2 separate regions of the Homo sapiens genome follow, and region 2 is linked to region 1. Evidence: read pairs that join two places in POLR2A ChIA-PET (ENCODE). Cell type or tissue: Panc1. All regions are shown on one strand. Links, peaks and the distances in the headings refer to the core of each region. The heading gives the core; the rest is flanking DNA.

Region 1 (2,920 bases), core at 208-2,707:
GGTTTGGTACAGACACATGGACATGTGACTGAAGGCCTTGTGTGCTGGGACTCCAGAGGGAGACCACAGAGAGTGGCCAGCACTTGCTGAGCAGGGGAAGAGAGTGATGATATCCATGAAAGAGACATCCCTGGCTACACTGGGAAGCCCACATTCCCTTCTCAGACACTTGTGGCTGGCCCTAGGTAGTGAGTGGGTATGGGATGTCAACAGGAGGTATGTCTTATGTGACAGTGTTGGGCTTTTTAAAAGTCTTATGTTCTATTCCCCTTCTCCAAGGCAGGTACAGACCAAAAACATCCCATAAAGATAGTTGTCTAGCATAAAATCTACAGTAGGCCAGGCATGGTGGCTCATGCCTATAATCCCAACACTTTGGGAGGCCGAGGCAGGAGGATCACTTGAGTCTAAGAGTTCAAGACCTGCCTGGGAAACAGGAAGACCCTGCCTCTACAAAAAATAAAATAATTAGCTGGGCATGGTGGTGCCTGCCTAAAATCCCAGCTACTTGGGAGGTTGAGGCGGGAGGATTGCTTGAGCCCTGGAGTTTAAGGATGCTGTAAGCTATTATTGCACCACTGTACTCCAGCCTGGGTGACAGAACAAGTCCTTGCCTCAAAAACAAACAAACAAACAAACAAAACAAACAACTCTCCAGCAAAGACTCACAACCTCTTAAGGGGATGCAGTCAAATGTTGCCTTATAATAAGACAGTTTCTCCTGGTATCCTGCCTGAGTTGAGTTCTTACTGCTTCCATTTTCTTCTGTTCTGTCCTCAGTGGAGATGGAGATGTACACCACCTTCTTTCCAGGCATTCTTTTCTTTTCTTTTCTTTTTTTTTTTGAGACAGAGTCTTGCTCTGTTGCCCAGGCTGGAGTGCAGTGGCATAATCTTGGCCCACTGCAGCCTCTGCCTCCCAGGTCCAAGTGATTCCCCTGCTTCAGCCTCCCAGGTAGCTGGGACCATAAGTGCACACCACCATGCCTGGCTAATTTTTGTATTTTTAGTAGAGACAGGGTTTCACCATGTCAGCCAGGCTGGTCTTGAACTCCTGGCCTCAAGTGATCCACCTACCTCGGCCCCCCAAAGTGCTGGGATTACAGGTGTAAGTCACCATGCCAGGCCTCCAGTTACTCTTTGGAGATGTGAAGGCTGACATTTAAGTCTCACCTCTCCTCTTGTGCAATCCTTCTTGCCAAAGATGGAGTTAGACCCTCAGAGAGGTTTGCTCCCCACCCAGCAGTAATTAACGTGTCCCTTTTCCCAGCATGGAGAGGAAATGAGCAAAGCCCTTCTGTTAAAAAAAGAAGACAAAAATATGTAATACAACCCCAGGCTCCAGTTTGGGTTTGCAAAGTGGAAAACAAAACAGAACCATTTTTCAGGTACTTTTATGTTAAGCCTCTCTAATGTGCCCCAAAATATTTTTCAAGTGATTCATCTACAATCCAATAAGAACAACGGCTGTTGCCATTTGGATGAAAGGAGCTGAGGAGCATTAGTGAGCGATTTGATTTTATGAAGGGGAAGTGGCACAGGTGCTTAGAGCCATTTGCTTGAGGCACCAAGGTCTATGCCCGGGGCATCTGCAGCTCCAGGCGGGGCAACTGGCAGTGCTACAAGCTGGATAATAGACCTACCAGGCACGCCCCGCCCCATGGTTAATATGGGAAAGGGCTACTTGCAATGGAGGCTTTGAACTTGGGTGCATTGGTCCCCACCACTCAAGGATCTCTTTATGGTCTGCTAATTTAGAAAATTACTATGACCAATGATGATAATACTAATAATTCACATTCATAAGGGACTTTCTAGTTTATAAAGCTGCCTTCCATCCATTATCTGACTTGATCCTGATAACCACTCTTGGACTGGAACAGATACTATCATCCCCATTTTACAGGTCAGAAAACTAAGGCTTCAAGATGTTTACTGCTTTGTCCAAAATTAAGAAGCTCCCCTTCTCTCATGCCCCCATTTCTATATATGGGTATTCCCTTGTGAATGTCAGGGATTTTTTTGTTGTTGTTGAATTATAATTTGAGAGAGGGAAGAGTAGCTTCCCTAAAGAGTAGTGATGCGTAGAGTGACTTTGGGGAGAAGGGTAGGGTCATTAGCCAGGGAACAGGAGTGGCAAGAGGGACTCCACAGTGGCAGAGGAGAAATTCTGGACTCTGCTCTTGCAAATACAGACTTGGAGGAGGCTGGGTGTAGGGAACAGTGGTAGCCCCTATGTGGTGGGTGGGGAGCTAGGTAGGGTAAACTGGGAACCTGAGGGAGGGTCTAATCTCCCATACTCCCAAAGACCACATCTGCTAGATGTGTATGCCTCTTGTTCCTTTCCCATTTGTATTTCCAGGCTGTTAGAAAGTCTTATTTAATCATTCTAGTCTCATTAGTTGTGCTTTTTGGGATTAAGGCCAGGACCCATTTCCATAGCAAAGGAGTTACATAGAACTCTCCATAGCAGAGTTACATGAAAATGGTGTTGGCTGCTCCGGGAGCCCCTCCTGTTGGTGGCAACAATAAAGAGTGAGAGACCGCCAGGGCGAGATGAAGCTTAGGCGACAGGGATCAAGGTCGAAAAGGCTGCAGCTTGTCTCGTGGGGAACCTCGCTCTACTGCCAACCACAGAGGATCAGGGGTTGGGGATTTTAAAAAGCTATTGTGATAATTACTCATAGTTTATAAGTCAAATCATATTTTAAAAGGCTTATAACAATATTCAGTATTTCTCTGTCCCACCCTTCCTGTCCCTCAACCTCCCTTTTTTGAAATAATGGCTTTCAACTGTTTAGCTGCTTTTTTCTGAGATTTCCACATCTCTATAGTTCTAAATATGTGTGCATTGCTATATTTTAATGTATCGATTGCATACATTATCAGTTGACTTTCTGCTTTTGCTTTTTAAGAGGGTG
Region 2 (2,920 bases), core at 12-2,511, 160 kb before region 1:
TTTGCAGAGTTTGGATTATGAAGAATTTGAGGAATTAAGTCTTTTCCTCTAAGTATAATACTGGTGTAATTTAGACGTATTAGCAGTTCTTTGGAATTTTTATTTCATTTTTTGTTTGTTTATTTTTAATTGCCTCGTCATGTGGAAAAGTCATTCTTGTATAATTTATCCACGATGGCAAAAATACGTAAGTATTTTATCTTCATAGCTTGAAGAATTTGTGCCTTTGAGAAGTTTCTCTGAAGCTTAATCGGAATGGGAAAATTTCAGAATGGTACCTTTTAAATAATCTTAACAAAGAGCAAGTTTAACCTGAGTGGTCAACTTTTGCAGCAGATGATTGAAATGCTAATATTTCTAGACTGTGTCCTGTCTTCCAAAGATACAATAACCATGTTTGTGAAGTTCATACCTATTTTTCCTTTTCCTTTGCAGTTTTATTTGCCCTCTTTCCTTCTTTTGGAGTCTGATTAGGGTTTTGTTTTGGGGTTTTTTTTTTTTTGGTTTTTTGTTTTTTGAGAAAAGTGAATAAGAGAGGAATTACCTGGAGCTAAGATTTTAAAAATAATTTCTGAAAGACTGATAAATTATTTCTTTTTTTAGGAAGATTCCAAATTTGGCCTCGAAGGGAAATCAGGTCATCTTTAATAGAGCCACAAATCTATAGAGCAGAAGCTCCCCCAGGTGCAGATAGATGTTTCCTAGCTTGATATATAGGAGAGGAAAAAATACAGGAATTGCCCTCCCCTTTTTAAGACATTTGATAATTCACATCTGCTGGCACTTGAGCCCATATCAGATACTTTTTAGTATTATGAAAGCTCAGTGTTTGGTTCTAAACCAGTTAATTCTTCTATGTTAGATATATACACATAGTTCTTTACTTGGGTTTTTGTGACCAGTGCTTTTTCTGTGTATACCTTTTACAGTAGTTCAGCAGTAAATGTATACTGTGCCTTGTGACACATCAAGTTTACGCTTTTTCTTCCTTCCAGAGTATTTTGGCTACTGATAAGTAAGAACTACCTAATTCCTGGAGACTATATTTCTGTTCTATATAAAGAGCTTTCTATAGTTTATCCTCTCCTTAGGAACATGAACATTATCTTTATAGCTCTATTCTTTTTCGGTAGCCTTTGCAGTGTTCTATTTCGTCTTCCTCTCCATTTTCCTAGATCTGCGATGTGTATTTAGAAGCTTGTTGTATGCTTTGGATGAAGACTAACAATTTAGGAACCTCTGACTAGAAATACTATACTAATATTTTTCTTAGCAGTGATAGAAACATTAATACTAGTTCAGGCATGCCATTGGCTTGGTAGTGATAGAAACATTTTAAGTGGTAATTGGGAAGTAAGGTGTGGCTTCTCTGTGTGTTTGTTTTTTGAGAACCCTTGAAATACCTTTTTTGGAAGGAACTGAGTCCACAAGTCCTCAAAAAGCACTCATCGGAGGGATGAGTTGATTAGAACAGAATTAGCATGCTAACGTAAATCTCTTTGACATTACAAATATTTTATCACCTGTGTGAATAGACGTCTTTAGATTACGTACAGTTAGCATAGATGAAAAAGTCTCTCTGGGGATTCAGAAAAGCTTGAAACTACTGAGTAGAATCATAGCAACTGGTGACATTCTGCTTTAGTGTAGGGTCTTATTATAAGCCCACTTCAAACTTTAGAGATTATACATTGCTTTCTCGGGGTAAAATTCATTAGCTGAGTACTTAACAAAAATGCTAGTTACTCACATATTATTTATTTTAAACTTTCTTGGCTTTTTTTTTTTTTTTTTTTTTTTTTTGAGACAAGATCTCGCTGTGTGGCCCAGGATGGAGTATAATGGCGGGATCATGACTCACTGCAGCCTCAACCTCCTGGGCTCAAGTGATCCTCCTACCTAAGACTCCAAAGTAGCTGGGACTACAGGTGCACACCACTGCACCCAGCTGTTTTGTTTGTTTGTTTGTTTTTTTAATAGAGATGAGGTTGTTGAAGGAATGATTTGCCAGGGGAAAAAAAAAAAAGAAAGAAATAGTAGAGACAAAGTCTCGCCATGTTGCCCAGGCTGATCTCTGTCTCCTGAGCTCAAGCAGTCCTCCCAAAATGCTGGGATTAAAGGCATAAGCCACCGCACCTGGCTTCTTAGCCATTTTTAGAGCTACTTTGTGAACTAGATTTACTTTGTGCATCTTAAAAGGAAACCAAGTGTTTGCTTTGTATTGACTTTTTTTGTTACATTTCTGCCCAGTGCGGTCAGTTGGTTATTTATTCCATTTCCCCTTATTTGTCCCTTTCTACCTGTTAGAGTCTATTAAACGTGTATGGATGCGTTTTCTGATCTACAATTTTAATAATACTTAATTTTATTAATACTTTTGTGGGTTACTGTAGGAAATGAGAGATTCAGCAAGGGAATTCTGAGTTAGACCATAGCTGCTGCTTAACCGCTGTCATGGTGTCTGAACAGATTCCTGCTAACAGTATTTGGTTCAAGAAAATAAGTTATGTCTTTTTAAAGCTGTCTTAGTGTGTTCAGGCCACTGTAACAAAATACCATAGACTGCTTGGTTTAAGCAATAGAAACTTATTTTCTCACAGTTCTGGAGGTTAGAAGATCAAGATCAGGATGTCAGTGTGATCAGGTCAGAAGATTCCCTTGCTGGCTTGCAGATGGCTGCCTTCTTGCTGTTTGTCTCACATGGCCTTTCCTCCGTGTTTGCCAATGCCCTTTCTTTAGTTTCTATGATATTACATCAACCTGGTTCTTTATTCTTTGTAATTATTTTGTCTCTCTTTATTTGATTGTTTTTTCCCTCCTGTTTTATACATGTAGGCATGACCCAAGTTTCTGTCCCCAATCTTTCTTCCAGTCTCCAGTCTAAGTGTCCCATAAATTCAGAGTGACCAAACTGGAGTTC

What was found. ChIA-PET counts read pairs that join two places held together with the same protein. Peaks named below come from ENCODE experiments on the same cell type or tissue, not always from the same donor. Only the 100,000 strongest peaks of a DNase experiment are listed, where the experiment ranks them.
Region 2: POLR2A ChIA-PET joins it to region 1 with 8 read pairs; 2 of 35 experiments call an interaction of 5 or more read pairs at or near these places.

What each region holds. Positions count from the first base shown.
Region 1 is chr11:120,567,561-120,570,480 of GRCh38, forward strand. All of the region lies in intron 1 of GRIK4 (glutamate ionotropic receptor kainate type subunit 4), which reads left to right. Among named protein-coding and RNA genes, the nearest start is that of GRIK4, 57 kb to the left of the region's middle. In Panc1, for the core only: no CTCF peak of the experiment used is centred there; no DNase peak of the experiment used is centred there.
Region 2 is chr11:120,409,805-120,412,724 of GRCh38, forward strand. The region is part of intron 4 of ARHGEF12 (Rho guanine nucleotide exchange factor 12); the gene reads left to right. Among named protein-coding and RNA genes, the nearest start is that of ARHGEF12, 75 kb to the left of the region's middle. In Panc1, for the core only: no CTCF peak of the experiment used is centred there; no DNase peak of the experiment used is centred there; H3K27ac peaks cover 1,211 bases.